Linked DNA regions of Mus musculus: region 1 is linked to region 2. A link is a loop called in an ENCODE intact Hi-C map of the cell type or tissue named here. Cell type or tissue: heart. All regions are shown on one strand. Each heading gives the region's core, and the rest is flanking DNA. Links, peaks and the distances in the headings are about the cores only. Region 1 overlaps Myh3 (myosin, heavy polypeptide 3, skeletal muscle, embryonic). Region 2 overlaps Gm12298 (predicted gene 12298).

Region 1 (9,319 bases), core at 470-8,469, 180 kb before region 2:
TTGTTCAAGTTTTCCTAAAAGGAAAGAGAAAAAAAAAAAAACATTTCTTTTGGCAGCCTACTGTAAACTTCCACAGAGACAAATACATGCATGGTGGTGAAAACTAAACTATATGGCTTCAACTTAAGAGTTGTAAAATTAATTCTATCCTTGAATAGTCCCAAACCCAGAGATGCAGACAACTTGCATAATTTGGACATCCCCGTCTTGAAAATCTAAAATGCTCTAAAATCTAAAATCTTTCTTCTATAGATCTGAAATTGTTTTTGAGTACCAACATGATACACAAATAGAACATCCCACCTTATGTAGGCAAGACAGCAATATGCTTCAAATAGCATGTGAAATTATCTACATCCTTCCTGTACAAGGCATATATGAAACACAGATGAATTTTGTGTTTAGATTTGGGTTCCATACTTGAGAAATCTCATTATATATGGATTAATGAAAAAAGAAAAAAAAACTGAGGTCTGAGTTTTGGTCCCCAGCACAGGGAAATGTGACCTGCCTCAGTCATCTTTCTCCCAGGTTGCAAGATGGCCACCAACTACAAAATCGTTTCCAAAATTAACATAGAAAATGTGTCTGTCCCTGTCAGGGGCCTGGGTGCTACTGCAGGCATACTGAAGGCAACTAGATGATTGGAACTGAGAGCTCATTGCCCCCAGCCAGCCAGACCTGCTAGTTATAGTACGCAATGGAACAAACCCTGGCCCCACATTTGTTAAACCTCATCTGTATATTGTCAGACTGTCAATTGATCTCATGCAGAGAGAGCCATCAGGCCGCGTGACTAACCCTTGAATAAAGCAAGCCTAGGATCTCGACATTGCTCATTTTGCTGTGACTTGGGTGAACTGATAATAGATTAACTTAAATGTGTCCTACCCTGAACAGTGCAGAGACGGTTTGGAAGGAAGAGCCTTTCTTCTTAGCGACTTTCTTCTTCCCACCGTCCGCTGCAAAACACAAAGGAGCCCGGGCACTGTGAGTGGATGTATCGAGACTTTTGCATGCTGTGGGAAAGGGAGATTATGTGAAGGCAAAGCCCCTGCGTCTGAAATCCGTTAGTTACCATCTGTTGTAGCGAAGGTGGCATAGAGATGTGCCAGGAGTCTGTTGGAGGACTTCTGGTACAGTCCCACCACGGTCTCATTCAGGGGGTCCTTGTTCTTCTCCAGCCAGCCTGAGACACTGTAGTCCACGGTGCCCGCATAGTGCACCAGGGAGAAGTGGGCTTCAGCCTTGCCTTTGACCACCTTAGGTTTCTGGAAGTTGTTGGACTTTCCCAGGTGCTGGTCATACAGCTTGTTCTTGAAGGAGGTGTCTGTCGCCTTGGGGAACATGCACTCCTCTTCCAGGATGGAGAAGATGCCCATCGGCTGGATTGAAGGCAAGGCAAAGCAGCTGAGTAAATAAGAGTGGGAAGTCCATGGGAAGGGGCCACAGACAGACGGAGCGGGGTGGATACCTTCTCGATGAGCTCGATGCAGGCTGCCAGGTCCATCCCGAAGTCGATGAAGGTCCACTCGATGCCCTCCTTCTTGTATTCCTCCTGTTCCAGCACGAACATGTGGTGGTTGAAAAACTGTTGCAGTTTCTCGTTGGTGAAGTTGATGCACAGCTGCTCCAGGCTGTTATACTGATGCCAAAAACATAACGTTCATGTCAAAAACTTAGACCTCTTTCAAAATGGAAACACCATCAGCGTTCCTCCTCATGGGTCGGGTCCCACCTGCTCTGCTAAGTTTTCAGAGGCAATCATGAGTCTTCCGCCTGCATGGTTCTCCCACCCCTAGGCCCCTCTTGTGCACTTATTTTGTGTTTATGCTTCTGCATGCCCGACAGGCTTCTGTTTCTTCTCAACTAAACTATGAGCTTCCCATCTCCCCACCTGGCAAACACTGAATACACACTTGCGCCTAACTCAGAACCAGTCAGATAATTATATCATTATATCAACCAGTACATGATTGACAGAATCTACTTCTCTGGCCCTCTATTCGATTTTTCTTAATTTTACCTATTTGGTGGTACCTTTTGAAAGTCCACTTGAAGGAAGTCTACAGCCCTGTGTGTATCGGCATGTATGTGCATATTCACATGTGCACAACTCTGTGTGTGTGTGTGTGTGTGTGTGTGTGTGTGTGTGTGTGTGTGTGTATACCTGCATAGGTCAGATGACAACTTTGGGTGTCATTTCCCATATACAACCCATCTCTTTTTTGATTTTGGACAGGCTCTCTTGGCCCGGAAATTTCTGGGTAGGGTAGGCTGACTGGCCAATAAGCCCCAAGGATCTGATTGTCTCTGCATCTCCACTTCTGAGGACACATCGCCATGCCCAGCTGTTTTGTTTTCTAATGTGAGTATTCTAGATGTCATACTGAGTTCACCCTACTTTCAAGGTAGGCAGTTTACTGAATTAACCATCTCCCTGTCCTCTACAACTGTCTTAAAATAACACAAACTGTCCTGATAGGCTATCTCTCTCCTATCCAACTCACTCTATCCTTCCTACAAGAAAACCATCCTGGTGTCCTCTTTTGGGAGTTATGAAAACTCCCATATGAAGATATAAGAAAACATAAATATACATACCTCAAAAATTTCAAAACCCGCAATGTCCAAAACGCCAATGAAGTGCTGTCTTGGTAGCTTTGTATCCAGCTGCTGGTTAATACGAGTGACCATCCACAAGAACAGCTTCTCGTACACGGACTTGGAGAGAGCGTTCACAGCATGGTGAACCTGTCGGAGGAGAGGCCAGCAAGCTCGTAAGAGGGCAGCGGCCATCAGGCTCCTCCGCCCCTCCTGCACTTGAGGCAGTCCTTACCTGGTCCACAGTCTGCCCTTTTGTAACGTATTCATTCCCGACTTTCACTCTGGGAAAGCACAAGGCCTTGAGGAGGTCTGAGGAATTCAGGCCCATCAAGTAGGCTGTTTTGTCAGCCACTGGTCAGAAAGGAAAGATCACGTTCAGCGAGGCAGGAGGAAAGCTATTTTCATATTCCTTGTCCCTTAAATGTCTCTGGGGAGCCTGTGACACTACACCATCCAGAGAGTGTCTGTGGCAGACTTCATGGAGCAGCAGAATTGGGCTCCAGAAAGCCCTGGCCATTTCACATTGCATCTGGAGTAAGACCTCTCTAGAACTTCAGCAAAAGGGTGGAGGGAGCAGAGAGATGGCTCAGCGGGTAGAGGCGTGGGGCACCACACCTGACAACGGAGTTTGATCCCAGGGACTTGTATTGTAGAAGGAGAGAACTGACTCTTGAAAGCTGTACTCTGACTTCAACACATGAGGTATAGAATCCTTACACACACACACACACACACACACACACACACACACACACACACACACCTAATAAGTGTTTTTAACTAGATTGTGATTGTTCCTTATATTCATTGCAGGCCCAGAAAAGGTTCATCCACCTCTCAGATTAATCATTTTCAAAAGAGGCTCTGGATGGCCCCAGGGGAGTGGCCTCCCTGCTCCCACTCTGTAGCCTGCTGTGGTGACACTGTACCTTCAGTGCCATCTGGCTCGGCCTGCTCCTCCCGCTGCTTCTGCTTGAACTTCATGTTCCCATAATGCATCACAGCCCCTGTCAGTTTATAAAGTCCAGATTTCTCCTCCGGGGTGAAGCCCAGGATGTCGATGGCACTCTGCAATGGAAAGAACAGCTTGTCTGCCCGTGGCCCTCCCTCTGTGGAGGCTCTCCCGCCCTCCTGTGGTCCTTCTTACATCCGTAGCTAACAGCTCCTCCGCATCGTCGATGCTGGCCACCAGGATTTCGCCCTGGCTGATGAACGGGTAGTCATAAGGGTTGGTCGTAATCAGCAGCAGCTCTGAAATGAGGAATTCACACACGTGGAATGAAAACTCCACCAGGTGGAATTGTGCTCCCGAGCCCTGGCCTGGGACTTCAACCACAGGGGTCCAAATTAAATGCAGAAGTAGAGCTCTCTAGAGCAGTGGTTCTCAACCTGTGGGCCGTGACCCCTTTCGGGGTTAAATGACTTTCACATAAGGATCACCTAAGACCATGGAAAACACAGATATTTTTCTTAAGTGTAGCAAAATTATAGTTATGAAGTAGTAACAAAAACAATTTTATGGTTGGGGTCACCCCAACATGAGGAACCGTATTAAAGGGTCCCAGCATTACCAAGGTTGAGAACTACTGGGCTAAGGGAAACTGCAGTCTCCTATGCTATGCGAGTTGAGAATCCTAGGGGGAAAAAAATTTGTGGTTTTGCTTTGCAAATGAATGTTGAATGCCAGTGTATGTTGGGGACAGTGAATAAGAAAAACTGAATGACTGCTGTGTGCCAGGATAGGAGCCCTTGCTGGGGAAAGTGTAGGCTGTTTGGGATAGCTTTCCTAAAGTTGGCTGGAAACCAGCAGCCTGTTTGCAGGATGGAGCTCAGAAGGCTAAGCTCGGATAGACAGAAAGGAAGGAAGGTAGTGAGCACACGGGCCTCTATCAGCTGAAAAAATATAGAGCCTGGGTCGGCTATCAGCTTGCACTGGCTTTCCATAAGCTGACATTGGTTCCTATGTTGAAACACAAGGGGGCGCTCAAGGACCATCAAGCGCTTAACTACTCAAAGACTGCCATGGAACCAATGATTTTGCCCCATTACAGCGCATCTGATCAGATTTTTCAAATTGGTACAGTGAACCTGGGGAGATGGCTCAGGTAAAGTGCTTGCCATGGAAGCATAAGGACTGAAGTTCGAATCCCCAAAACTCATATGAAAGTCAGGTGGATGTGGGGCTCTGCTTGTAATCCCTAGCAGAGACATGGGTCCTACCAACATTCTGGCAAACTACAGTAGCTCCAGGCTTGGTGAGAGCCCTTGCCTTAATGCACAAGGTTGAGAGAAAAGACACCCCGTGTCATTCTCAGGCCTCGGCATGCACATATGTGTGTGTGTGTGCAGACAACACATGCAACTCCATACACAGTCACAAAAATACTACATAATTTTAAAAGTCGATACAGTTGTTGCCCAAAAGAGCCATATCCCATGGCTGATATAAATCTGCATTGGCTGCAGAGTCACCTACAGGTACAACTAACTCTCCTGGGTCTGCCCAAAGGGTGACTTTATCCCCTCCACACCAACTCTATCCCTAACAGCTCACCAATCAGCTCAGGTTTCTTGTTGGAGAGAATCTGGTAGAAGATGTGGTAGCTTCTCTCAGCCTTCAGCTGGAAGGTGACTCTGGACTTTTCCAGCAGATCTGGAACAGAAGCACAGGGTCCGTCAGGGTTCACAATGCTCCCCAAGGCTCAGAGGCTCCACCTATCCCAGTGGGCATACTTACAAGTTTCAATATCTGCAGAAGCCAGCTTCCCAGTGGTGCCAAAATGGATGCGGATGAACTTGCCCTGCATAGAGGGAGAAGGAGACCGGATCCTTCCATGACTGGGGAACTTCCTCTGGATTCCTGAGCACTGCCCCTAGAAGCCCTTCCCTCAGTAGTCTTCCCTCCTGTCCCTTCTTCTTCCATTTGGTGTGTCTCCCTCTTCCTGGACTTCCCAGATCTCATTAATGAAATAACCCGAGTGCTAAACGGTGTCATTTCCCTGATTACAGAATCCTTCCTACTGTGCTTAAGACAAAACCCAAAGTCTTCCTCAGGGTTAATGTGCTTGTTAGTGAAGAGTCTCTTCTCCATCTTCTGCCTCCCCACCTGCCACATGGAACCTCTGCAGGAGTGCTCCACACAGCGTCCAACCCTGGGGAGCGCTCTTCCCCTCAACCCTTCCTTACCCTGCAGCTTTGGCTCCCGTACCCAACCCCCCAGAAAGAAAGCCCTTACCGGCCAGCCCTATCTGTTGGGGACCTGGTCCCCAATTTCTCAGTTACAGCCTTGGGGTTTTGAGCCTCACATTCACGTGGCCTGTGCGTTTGCTTTTTTCGCTGTCTCTTCCCACCGGGCGCTAAGTTCCCCAAGCCCCGGCACTAGGACTGTCCCGCAGGCTGAAAAGAAGAGCCTATCAGGGCAGACTCACAAAGCGAGACGAGTTGTCGTTCCTCACGGTCTTGGCGTTCCCAAAGGCCTCCAGCAGGGGGTTAGCGCTGATAATTTGATCCTCCAGCGTCCCCTAAGCAAGAAATCCAGGAGGTAGGGGAAATGCGTTTGTAAGCCACGTAATCCTCATCTAAAGAATCGTCACTGGCTCTGCTTTTCCTGCCTGCCTCGATTCCTGGATGCTCCGGTGACTTGACGACTCAACGACCAATCGACCCACGGTCAACCCCACGCTATCCTTCACGCTCTCCCACCCTAGCCCACGCTCTTTCCTTGCTCCCGTCCCCACCTTCATTTTGGAGTCCTTCTTCTTGGCAAGGTCCCCAGTGGCTGCAATTGTTGCAAAGTACTGGATGACCCGCTTGGTGTTCACCGTCTTCCCGGCCCCGGATTCTCCGCTATTTAGAAGGATGGAAAGACAGAGAAATTAGCCCTGTTCATAAGCCAGCACCTTAAGATGTCATCCAGTGGTCTTCAACACATCTGGCACACACATCAAGGGAATATGAGCCATCACACAGAGGGGTAGAGGACCTGGGCTGCAGTCTTAGTTAATACAAGCATGGATACTAGTAGTTCTCTGAGGCTTTTTTTTTTTTTTAAACCCACCCCCAACCTGTCTTTTCACCAGGGGATTTACTCTAAGCACTGTCTAACGATCAGAGCCGAGGGATACATCCACGGCCCCAGCTGAGAAGTCTCTCTAGGCAGAGATACTCACGTGATCAGGATAGACTGGTTCTCACGATCTGTGAGAGGGGAAGAAAGCAGAGCTGATGGCTGTGCCCAAAGAGTTTCCTACCTGCCATGCAAACTGGGGTTTTAGCTCCTTCTCCCTTGATTTATTTACATGTTTGTTTGTCTGCTTAGTCATAGATGGGGGTTTCCTGAGAACGAGACTCAGAGAAGCCAAGCCCTTGCTGAAAAATGAGGCCTCTTCTCATCCTCTGACCTCCGAGATGGTCAGTCTTTGCTTCTGATCCATAAGAATACGCTCTCCTATGGCCTAACCCATATGTGTGCTAAATGTAAGCCTCATTTCCGTCTTGCCCCTCCTTCTCTAAGGGCCTCACACCAGCGTGCCCCGGAGTCTGTCTAGCGCCCACTCTCTGCACCCATACTTCCTTCTCAAAAACACACCAGTCAGCATGAACTGGTAGGCGTTGTCGGAGATGGAGAAGATGTGGGGCGGAGCCTCCTGGCGTTTTTTGCCTCGGTAGCCGTCCACCACCTCGGGGTTGTACACTGGCAGCCATTTGTAGGGGTTGACAGTGACACAGAAGAGGCCTGAATAGGTCTATGGGAGGGGAAAAAATAATATATATATATGATATGATATGTGTGTGTGTTGCCTTTACTAATATCCCAGGCTTCTTTTGATTACTCATAAAGAAATCATGATTTCTATTGATGAATGAAGTAACTGAAATTCAAGGAAGGAAGCAACCAGTCCTCCCACAACTAATACCATGCTCAGCTTTCTTACTCTTTGGGGCTCCTCCTCCCAACCTTAGCTCCTCCTCCACTTCCCCCCTTTCTACCTCCCTTCCTCCAGCCCCTCCCCTCCCCATCCCATTCATCTCTGGCTTTTCTGGTCATTCACTTCTCTACTTCACCTCCTCTCTTTCAGCCAGATAACAGGAATCTTTGAAGACACCCTCCCCCACTCCTCTGCCCCCCAGCTGATGTCCCAGCATAGCCTGTTGGGTAGTAGCCACTCACGTAGATCATCCAGGACGTGTATCGGTCCTTGAGGTTGTACAGCACAGCGGGCTCGTTCAGGTGGGTCAGCATGGCCATGTCCTCAATCTTGTCAAACTTGGGTGGGTTCATGGCATACACGTCCTCTGGCTTAACCACCAGGGTCTGAAAGGGAAGAGCCTGGGGCTTATCTAATGTTCCCCAGCCATCGGACTGCTGAGGGTGTCTGGCACCCTAGGAGAGACTGCAGTCCAGATGAGCAGAGGAAATGCCTGGTGACAGTGAGGGAAAGTCAGGTTATGATGGCAGGTGGCAGTGGGAAAGTGAGTGGTCTGCTCTCACATAGGTCTATGGGAGAGAAAAAATACATACATACATACATACATGTATATACATATATACATCTATTATATATGTAATATATGTGTGTGTGTTGTCTTTACAATTATCCCAGACTTCTTTTAATAACTCATAAAGAAGCGATTTCTATTGGTGAATGAAATCTACTCAGGACTATTGATTCTGTCTCTCTGTCTCTCTTTGTGTCTCTCTGTCACTCTGTGTGTGTCTTTCTGTCTCTCATTATGTCTCTCTGTCTCTCTGTCCCTCTCTCTCTGTCTCTCTGTCTTTCTCTTGGGTCTGGGGTTGTGGGATGGTGACCAATGTGATGAAGGAAGATTTCTGAGGACTAACTGGGGCGGGGGTGGGGGTGGGGTGCTGTGACACAGAATTGGAGCAAAGGAAGGTGTTTGGCTATAGCGTTGGTTGTCCCTGTAGCTCTCCTACCTGCTCAGAGAAAAGAGCAAGTCTGCAGCAGGGCTGACCGGAAACAACAGAGAATGAGAGAGGCACTGTAGCCCTGGGCTAGTGCCCACAGAGCCTGCTAACTTCACTGCCCTATAGAAGCAGCTGTCCAGCCCTGAGAACCACGCCCCCGTCTCTGTAAAGCCCCCCCCCCCCATCTAGCCCTGAGAGCCACGCCCCCGTCTAGGTAAAGCAGCCATTCAGCCCTGAGAGCCACGCCCCCGTCTATGCAAAGCAGACGTCCAGCCCAGAGAACCACACCCCTCTATGTAGAAGCAGCTGTCCAGCGCTGAGATTCACGCCCCATCCTACTTCCTTTACCACCTTCCCTGCTTTGGGGGAAAAGCCACTGGCCCATCCTTCCCTTTTGCAGTGTCCCTGGAGCTCTGTTTTGAGAGGAAGACTTCCACCTGGGTCTGTCCTCTGTGGAGAGCCTGAGGCCCTGCAGGTGGGGCTGTCAGCCCCTGCCCTCCTTTCTCTTTAGGAGTGACTCTGGAAATAGCCGGTCCTGAGCACTGTGGGCCACGGAGCTATCTTCTTCCCTCCCTTAACCCACTTGGGCCGTGGGCTCTCTTGCCGCTTCTCAGGCATGTTCTCCCTAGAGCCCGTGAAAATCCTACGATGAGTCTAACTCCTGTCTTCTGTCCTGCTCTGGAAGCCCATTCTCAGATTTTAATCTGAGATATGAGGAGACGCCTTCCTTCTGAGAGCTTCCATGTGGGCGCTGCCCATTTTCTCCCTGTCCCACCGAATGACGCC
Region 2 (9,319 bases), core at 790-8,789:
CAAAACCCCATGTGGCGTATAAAGAGATATATTGCTATTCTCTCTTTGGCCTTACACAAATTAGTTCTCTAAGCCTTCCTTTATTAATGGACTCATTTATTTATTAGATGTTACCATCCCTAATTTAAATTACATTTATTTGTTTTGTGTATAGCAGGCACGTGTGTGTGTGTGTGTGTGTGTGTGTGTGTGTATGGTGGGAGTGGGGTAGGTTGTCAAAGGACAACTTGCCAGAATTGGGAGTAGTTTTCTTTTTTTTTTCCCCTCACCACTCAGGTCAACAACCTCGGTTGCTGGCTTGGTGGTAGGTGCCTTTACTTACTAAGCCAACTTGCTGGCTCCCATCATGAAGTTTTAATAAGAAATAAATGAGAAGATGCGTATTGCAATTACCTGAAGAATATTCATGTGGAATGTGTATTTATAATATATGCATGCAGAAAATATACATAAAGTACTTGAAATTAGGGGTCAGACTGGGACAGAATGGCATCTGCAGGCTCCCTCTAGCAGAGCAGAGGAGGGAGGAAGACAGTTGGCTCTAGGCTGTAGGCTTTGGGGGGGGGGTTGAGTTGATGGGGTTGCTGTTCAGGTTTAGCATTGATGGGGGTAGTAAACAGGTCCTGGCAATGGCCTCTGTTTCAGACTCATTATTAAACCTCATCATTTCTCTAGTTTAAAGTTCTGCTGCCTTGTTATTGGTAAATGCAGTTTTCCACACAACCATGAGATGCTAAGGTGACTAACCTTCCGTGTTCGTCTGGAAATAGGTGAGTTTCCTGATGTGAGATTTTCAGAGCTAGAAATATGTATGCCCTAAGTAGAACGAACTGGTTTCTTTAGTAAAAACTAGTAAACAATGCAATATCAGTTATGTTGGGGATTGGTTTCAATGCTTTGAATTAACTCGGCCCCCAAAATTGGGACTCTGAGTATCCAAATGCTGAAGGTCCTTGTACCCAGCTGGTTTTTGACTGATTAGTAAAGAGCCAATGGCCAATGGCTGGACAAACAGACTGAGGCGGGCCTTTTAGATTTGCGAGGGAGAGGAACTGGGAGAAAGGGACAGGGAATTGCTGTGATTTGGAGAGAGGCAGACAGGTCAGATTTAGAGCTGCAGAAGGAAAGTCATCTGAAATGTAGCTGAGAAGGAATGTGGACTCCGGAAGGGCTGCCCGGAAGGGTCTTGGGCAGCAAAGACTAGGGGGCCACCCAGAAGGAGCCAGGGCAACAAAGATAGAATATAGAATTAGAGGGCATTAAGCCAGGATTACAGGGGGGAAATGTGTGGTAGCCATGGGAAGGAGTAGAACTGCCCAACCTTTGAGTTAGCCAAGGCATTTTCAAATTAACTGCTGTGTGTGTGTGTGTGTATGTGTGTGTGTGTGTGTGTGTGTGTATCTTTTATTCGAGAATCCAGATTGCTCCTGGGTAGGTACACACGAGCAACCCGCCAGGAGCCAAAGCAGCCTAACTGAACTCACAACTACACAGTTAGCGTCTCTCAGCTGGTGTAACTGGACTTGCTCCTTCTGGAATGTTCTTTCTGTTTGTCTTCATTTTGCTGACTGAGATTGGCCTCACCTCCTCTGGGCCTTCATAGTTGGTCACTTTTTTGACCTATTACACTTGATATCTGCATCTTCCCTACTCTTTCTCACAGTCTCTCCAGCTCCTTGGAGGGCCTTTCCTCAATAGAAAATTATTATGAAATATTTTCAAATTAGAAAAATGGGAAAAGTTGCCTAATTAACCACCGTATGCCCCTGCTGCGGTTATTTCTGGAACAACGATCAGTGATCACACTTTTTTTTAAAAAATATTTTTTATTAGGTATTTTCCTCATTTACATTTCCAATGCTATCCCAAAAGTCCCCCATACCCTCCCCCCCCAACTCCCCTCCCCACCCACTCCCACTTTTTGGCCCTGGTGTTCCCCTGTACTGGGGCATATAAAGTTTGCAAGTCCAATGGGCCTCTCTTTCCATTGATGGCCGACTAGGCCATCTTTTGATACATATGCAGCTAGAGTCAAGAGCTCTGGGGTACTGGTTAGTTCATAATGTTGTTCCACCTATAGGGTTGCAGATCCCTTTAGCTCCTTGGGTACTTTGTGCTCACACTTTTTAAAAAATTGTATCCCCCTTACACTTATTTATCTATTGATTGTTTATTTATTCATTTATTTATTTTCCAGTGTTTTTAGGCTCTTTAATATTGGAGGATGAGAAGAAGCTGTCAGTGGGGAGATGGCTCTGAGAAAATTTTCAGGCCGCGTAGTTCTCTAAGTCACTCAATCATCGTGCAGATCTGAGCCTTGATATTCACGGAGTCCTTAGTGAGGTTGTCGCTGAGCTCTGTGAGGAGAGAACTCTCGCTGTCAATGAACTTGAGAGCTTCAGCCAGTGTCACTCCAGAAAACACACACACACACACACACACACACACACACACACACACACACACATATATCCCAGGGCCACATAGATGCATGAAGTATCTGGGATCACTGTGTCTGTCAACGAAGTTACAGCCCTAATCCACCTGCATATATAACTGAGTGATTTGTTTCCTGGAGTCACTCAATGACGTTTCTGAAGGAATACAGACAGCTGCTCATATATCTTGTCTTGATGGTCCAGAACCTTTTGCAGGCCTCACTACAAGTCACTGGTAAAGGCCTTATACCACAGCATTTCCCCCCCACCCCCGCAGTACCCAAGGCCTGCTGTTTTGGGGGTGTCTCCATGATGGGTTCCTTAGGACCACGGGTAATAACTACACTTTTTAACTGAGGCACATTTCACTCATCTCTTCAGAGCATCATTGCAAGTCCTAGGGATGTTTACATTACATGGGTCAAAGCACGCCTCCTTTCGTTTTCTGCTGTAAGAACCTATAAACACAAGTCCATCAGAATCACACACAGGACTGAAATATTCCATTCCATGAGCTCAGCGCTCAGGTTTGTACGACCCTCATCTTCTTACAGTCAATTTCTTCTGAAAAATATCCAAACAGCAGTGCAGCTATGGCTCTTGGTGCCTGGTGTCCTGAGGAGCCTCTCACTGGCGGGAGTCTCCTTCCTCCGCCCCTGCATCTTATTTATGGAGAATACCAGATCTTTTGACTTAGGAGACTTCTCACATCATAGCTTTTTCTTTTTTAAAATTTAAATAATTTATTTGGTGAATTTAACAAGTAAAAGTGTGTGTACCTATCTTGTAAAATACAATGTTTTGAAGTACCTAAATATACCAGGATGGATAAATTGCCCTAACTTATATTACTGTGTGTGTTCATCATCTTCCCCCACATTCTGATCTTGAATATGGCCTCTTGAGTCACTTACCAGTTTTCTCCACTCTGCAAGGCTGTGTCTGAAACTCCACAAAGACCTCAGATTCTCCTATACTGCCTTGGTCTGGAAGAGGCACACAATTCCAATTGCTGGTGAGGTACCTGGCAGTGTCTCTGTGTCCCCTGGTCCTCACAGTAACCTGTGATATAGTCAGGCTGCAGCTTCTCTGTGACCAGTCACTAAGACCAAGACTTGAATTCAGGGATCATCTCTCCCTCCCCCTCCCTGCCTCTCAAGAAGACAGACTTAAGACACAGGAACTTGCTAGACATTCAGATCTGAGCTCTTCTTCAGAGCAGGCCCTGCCCTAACCAAGCACAGGCCTTGCTGTTCACTGCCAATGCAGTCTAGGGACCAAGCCTGCGTGAGAGCCTGGGGTTGAGGCTAGCAAGGGTGGGGAAGTGTGGGTGGGAGTAAGGAGAAAAAGCACAAGAAAAAAAGCACCGATGTCTTTCACTTTTCTACATCATTTGTACACTGTAGTGTAAAACCCACAATGGTAGCGCATCACCATAAAAAATGCCGAGATGGCGGACAATGGTAGGGCACACCTTTAATCCCAGCACTTGGAAGGCAGAGGTAGGCGGATTTCTGAGTTTGAGGCCAGCTTGGTCTACAGAGTGAGTTCCTGGACAGCCAGGGCTACACAGAGAAACCCTGTCTCGGGAAAACAAAACCAAACCAAAACAAAAATAAACAAAAAGCCTAGAACCTTCATACATTCTTGGAGAATATGTCCGTCCTTCCGTCCTTCCGTCCTTCCGTGTGCTCCCAGCTTCTACTTTCTTTAAGCATTCCGCCCACCCCCTTGTCTATCCTTCTTCCTTTGCTCCTACCTGGCACTCCACGCAGGCACCTGACAATTCTCAAAATGTCTTAAGTTCCTAGAGAAACACTCCAGGGGATAAGGCCCCTTCTCCTCAGAGCTGTTAGTGGAGCAGATGGTGTGAGACAGCAAGCAGCTGGGTCCCGCCTGGGGAAAAATAGAGCGCAAAGGCGGTGAAGGAAATGTTATTGTGGGGAGAAGTCCTCTGGGGACAGGAAGAATAAACCAGAGGTAGAGGTGTAAGGGCGCGACAGGGACCATCTTTTTTTTGAGGAGTGATGCGGCTCCCAGGCCGATCTTATCTGCTAGGATCTGTCCTTTTAGCTGCTAGGGAAAGGGCTGGGTTGCCTGGTGCTCCCAGTCGATAAAGGCCGGGCCTGGCGGCGCCAGAGGGCGGCAGTAGCCCGCTCCTTGGGTGTGACTGCCATCTAGTGGTAAATTCCGGGTAAAATTACTTTCTGTAGTCTTGCTGTATGATTTCTCATGTATTCGTGTTATTCTGTCTTCTAGAAAAATGTAGTGCGGCCCTTACCGAAGTCTGAGTTGATGGTGGAATAGCCAACGATCTTGGAGACCATTAGGCTCTGCCTTCGGGGAGTCTTATAAGCCACCCCAGACACAAGCCTCCGCGTTCATACTTGCTAATAGATGCATCAAACACTCAGTCCACTGCATACTTTTGTGTCAAAGACTGGGGTCCACTCACTAACCCTCCCTTTCCAACATTGCTATTTTGTTTAGGAAAAAAAATTCTTTATTTGGACAAACAGTCTAGACTGAAGTAAAAAAATAAAACCCACAACATCTCATGACTAAACCCATTTATTTCACTTTTCTCTAATAACCACTGTCAAATGTTCAGTCACAGGCTATTAAATAGGCTGCCCTATTTAACTTCACTACGCACACACTCAGGATCTTCCTGCTTGGGTGTGGCCTCTCTGAGGGTCTTGTCACGGCTATTTGCTTTGGGCTGCAAAGAGAGAAAAGTCCCGTTGGGAGGGGAAAATGTTTAGAGAGGCATGTGTGCATCCTTTTGGCCGAGGCTGGAAGTAGTGTCTGTCTCTTTTGCATCCTGTATTGGAGAGCTTCTAGTCACGTGGCCACATCCAACTGCAAGGGGGATGGGAAATGTTGTCTGGCTATGCATTCAGAGAAGCAGCAGCTAGGTCTTGATGCAAACTATATTTTCTACCAGTGTTAACCAAAGCCAGTACCTCTTTTGTGTTCCCTTTTTATTGCTGTGTAACAAAATATCTTCAAACGTAGTGTACTGGCACAGTAAACATGTATCGTCCCACATAGATTTTGTGAGCTAAAAGGTGGAGTAACTTAGTTGGTGATTGTCAGCTCAGGAAGTTATGGCCAAAATGACAGCCAAGGCTCTGTGCCCTTTAAAAGCTTAACTGAGGCTCCCAGATACATTCCAGTGAGCTGGAGAGTTCTTGGCAGCAGTTGGCAGGCTAGTGTTCATCCACAGTCAACTTGCTTCCCCAGTAGAAGCAGATCTAGAGAGGAGCCATGCACTACTTTTTCTGTTCATCTTAGTCATTAGTAACATGTTAGAGAGAGAGAGAGAGAGAGAGAGAGAGAGAGAGAGAGAGAGAGAGAATGAATCCACCTTTCAGAAGGAGGCTTGTATAAGAACTTAGGGATGAATTTAAAAATCAACGTGATTTTAAGGAAAGGAGAGCTGTAGGAGGGTCTTTCAATGCTCCTGGAAACCTTAGAACGTTTGCTGTGTGAGTACAATTTTCTGCCATTATAACTGAGTGTCACAGAGTTTACCGAGACGGGGTTTATTGGCTAAGAAGTTCTAGAGGCTGTCTTGTCTAAGGTGTGGTGCTGAGATTGATGAGGGCTTCAGCACTGGGTCCTAATGTGGCCAGGCCAAGTGAGAGTTTGACAGAAAGACAGAGAAAACCAATCAAACTCTAGCTTTGTATTTGGAGCCTCTTCCTGGGATGATGCACTAACTCACTTGAGAGGCAGGAGCTCTTGTGAGCTCGTCATCTCCTAAAGCCACCCCCCTTCCCCCGGCCCCCCCCCCCCCGACAATTGCGGTGTCAATTCAGTTTCAGCATGAGTCTGGGGAGGGATAAAATCATAGTATCCACTCTTCCCACCCCCCTCCTTCTCACCGCTTTGGCTGTGAGTATGACTATCATTGCAGCGGACACCAGGGGACAATGAAGGATTCTTTTTTTTTTTGTTTTGTTTTTTGTTTTTTGAGACAGTTTTTTTTTTCCCCCTCTGTATAGCCCTGGCTGTCCTGGAACTCACTCTGTAGACCAGGCTGGTCTCAGACTCAGAAATCCGCCTGCCTCTGCCTCCCAAGTGCTGGGATTAAAGGCGTGTGTCACCACTGCCCAGCACAGCGAAGGATTCTTAAGAATGGAATTAACCACTAATGAAAGTCAACCAAAAAAAAATGAATGGAGTCGGGGACACTGGTGGTATTTTACAGCTGTCCCTGTTGGGCCTTCTAGACTAAATGATGGGAAAAGATAAGTGGTCATCTTATTTAAGCCATTGTTTGTCTTAGTCATGGTTTCTAATGCTGCTGTGAAACGCCATGACCGAAAGCAAACTGGGGGAAAGGGTTTATTTGGCTTACACTTCAACGTTGTAATCCTTCACTGAAGGAAGCCAGGACAGGAGCTCAAACAGGGCAAGGAACCCACAGGCAGAAACTGACGCAGAGGCCGTGGAGGAGAGTTGCTTACTAACTTGCTCATCATGGCTTGCTCAGCCTGCTTATGGGATCCAGGACCACCAACCCACGAGGAGCCTCACCCACAGAAAGCTCCGTCCACCCTTCTCCATCAGCCACTAATCAGGAAAGTGCTCTACAGCCGGATCTTACAGAGACATTTTCATTCAGTTGAGATTTCCTCCTTTCACATAACTCTAGCTTGTGTCAAGATGACAAAAATAAATAAATAAATAAATACATAAATAAATTGGCCACAACAGAGTGCTTTCAGCAGGATGTCTATTGCATAGAATCTCACGGATGCAGCTGCAGTGTGCCAGGACAGGCTCTGGGGGAACCATTTGGATGAGAAAGGGTCACTGCTCTTCAGAGGGACAGGGATAAATGCTGAGTAGCACACAACAGAAAAGAGTGCCATTTTTATACAACCCAAAGAATGTGACGTCATGCATGAGAGTCAACCTACGCAACTCAAGCCACATCCATCCATGATTTTAGGATGTCATGCTTACTGCTTTACACGTGTGCCTAGAACACAGTGGAAGGTGTTCAGCAAAATGGGTTCAGAGATCAAAACAACTACAGCATGTTTTCAAGTGGAAAAAGAAAGAATCTAGCGATGCAGGGAGTCTTTTACTACCTACCTCAGCTTCTGGTCAGCTTGGAAGACAAGGCCAGTCGGGTGGGGCGCTTAGGAACTACACTCAGCAGATGAAGTAAAACTCAGCAGAAGGAGTAAGCGCTTATCTTTATTGGTTATTTGTTTTTGAGACAGTCTATGTAGCCCAGGCTAACCTTCTACTTGCTCCTATCCCGTATCCACCTCCCAAGTGCTGGGATTACAGATGAGCAAAACCACACCCAGCCTGTGGACGTATCCCTGCTCCTGCACACAGATTGATTTTTGGCATTTAGTCTGGTTCAAAATCTCCCTCTTGAAAATCAGAAGAACAATCCAGCATAGTGTGGTGGGAGTACTAACCTACTTAACTAATGAGGTCATTTGCTGTGCTGAGGATCTCATCACGGCTGTGGGTAGAACTTCTCGAAGAGTCTTGCTGCCCAAAGGATGGGCACTTCTGCTTAGCCCAGTCCTCATCCCACCGCACAGGACCATTAGCCAGTTTTAACTGACGCTCACATGTCCTTTCACATAATTTCTCTGTGGAGTTATTTGAATCAAACTGTCCTTCCTGGTGGAGTTTTCAAAATAGATTAGACAAGTGTCAGCCAGTGACAGTAATGTCCCAGACCCTTGTTGTAAGTCTAACCATGAAATTAAGAGGGATCATATCTTGCCTTCTCTCCAAATTTACAGAAAACAGGGCTCTTGGATCTGATGGCTCTGTTTACTAAGTCAGTAATGGAATCACTCTGTACTTTCTGTATAGTCCATATAGACAGTCCATGGCAATGTAGAGAGAGCCAGGCTGCAGCCTTTCTTTATGCCTGCAAAATTCACCAAGACCCTAAAAAGTACCATTGATTTAAAACAGTGTTTCTAAAACCCAGGAAGAAAAAATCCATCAAGTCTTTTCCAAGTTAACATTGTCATCGAGTCCATTAAAATACCTCAGGGCTTATATCATTATTGTTTAGTCTAGGCATATCTTGGTATGTTCACTAAGCTGTGAGGTTGGAGGATCCAGACTTGAAGATCATATCTTGGCAAGTACCCAAATGGCTGTAAGTGTGCTTGCTTCTTGAAATGCAGTGTGATGGTTAATCTCTCAATTGTCAGCTTGATGAGGTCTAGAATCCCTGTGAGAGAGTGCTCTAGGCATGCCTGCAAGGGCTTATCTTGATTAGGTTAATTGGGTTGGAAAGTCCTGCCCACTGTGGGTAGCACCATTCCTTATAACTGAATTCTTTACTGGATAAAAAGGAGAATTGAGCTGGGCACAGGTATTCATGGTTTCCGGATGCTGTGTGACCAGCTGCTTCAGTTTCCTGCGTATTTGCTCTCTCATCTGGGACTGGGGTCAAAATAAACTCTACCTTACCTTCCTTAGGTTGCTTTTGCTGTCCTATTTTATCAAGCCAACAGGAAAGGTAACCAAGACATCCAGGCATAGCTATTCTAGAACTCCATGGAGGGTCAAGGCCTTCTCTGATTTCCGAATCTTTCATTTCTGCCTGCCTTGTTGATAATCCTCTGTCTTCAGAGACTGAGCTAATAATGGACTGGAGACACAGGAGTCAGTGTCCAGCAGTTGCTCTTTCCGATCCTTTCTTCCTCAGCAGGTTAGAGCTGAAGTAACCCTCCCTTTGGTTTTCACAAATCCCACCTGAAAACATTTTGAAGAACCAGGAATGATGCCACGTCAGAACAATGGCGTCGACTGCACATGGACCTTAGTACTTCGTTGGCTTCTCAGGGGACTCTGTTTGGGCAGACACTTCACATGGATCTCAA

What was found. A loop is a pair of places that touch in the nucleus more often than their neighbours do. Peaks named below come from ENCODE experiments on the same cell type or tissue, not always from the same donor. Only the 100,000 strongest peaks of a DNase experiment are listed, where the experiment ranks them.
Region 1: a loop joins it to region 2, with 5 times the contacts of the local background. A loop is called at or near these places in 35 of 42 quality-filtered maps.

Annotation. Positions count from the first base shown.
Region 1 is chr11:67,080,884-67,090,202 of GRCm38, reverse strand. Myh3 (myosin, heavy polypeptide 3, skeletal muscle, embryonic) reads right to left here. Exons shown (of 41, transcript NM_001099635.1): 4 at 7,778-7,921; 5 at 7,196-7,352; 6 at 6,777-6,804; 7 at 6,345-6,453; 8 at 6,036-6,128; 9 at 5,345-5,408; 10 at 5,162-5,260; 11 at 3,755-3,858; 12 at 3,537-3,675; 13 at 2,840-2,958; 14 at 2,605-2,754; 15 at 1,475-1,645; 16 at 1,079-1,385; 17 at 892-962; 1 more. Among named protein-coding and RNA genes, the nearest start is that of Myh3, 7.2 kb to the right of the region's middle. In heart, for the core only: a CTCF peak has its summit at 4,573 (motif pointing right); no DNase peak of the experiment used is centred there; H3K4me3 peaks cover 79 bases; H3K27me3 peaks cover 5,215 bases.
Region 2 is chr11:66,901,283-66,910,601 of GRCm38, reverse strand. Gm12298 (predicted gene 12298) reads left to right here. Exons shown (of 4, transcript NR_033539.1): 4 at 4,698-4,970. It also overlaps the pseudogene Gm29712. Among named protein-coding and RNA genes, the nearest start is that of Pirt, 6.0 kb to the left of the region's middle. In heart, for the core only: a CTCF peak has its summit at 4,607 (motif pointing left); a DNase peak (open chromatin) is centred at 4,561; H3K4me3 peaks cover 436 bases; H3K27ac peaks cover 508 bases; H3K27me3 peaks cover 1,169 bases.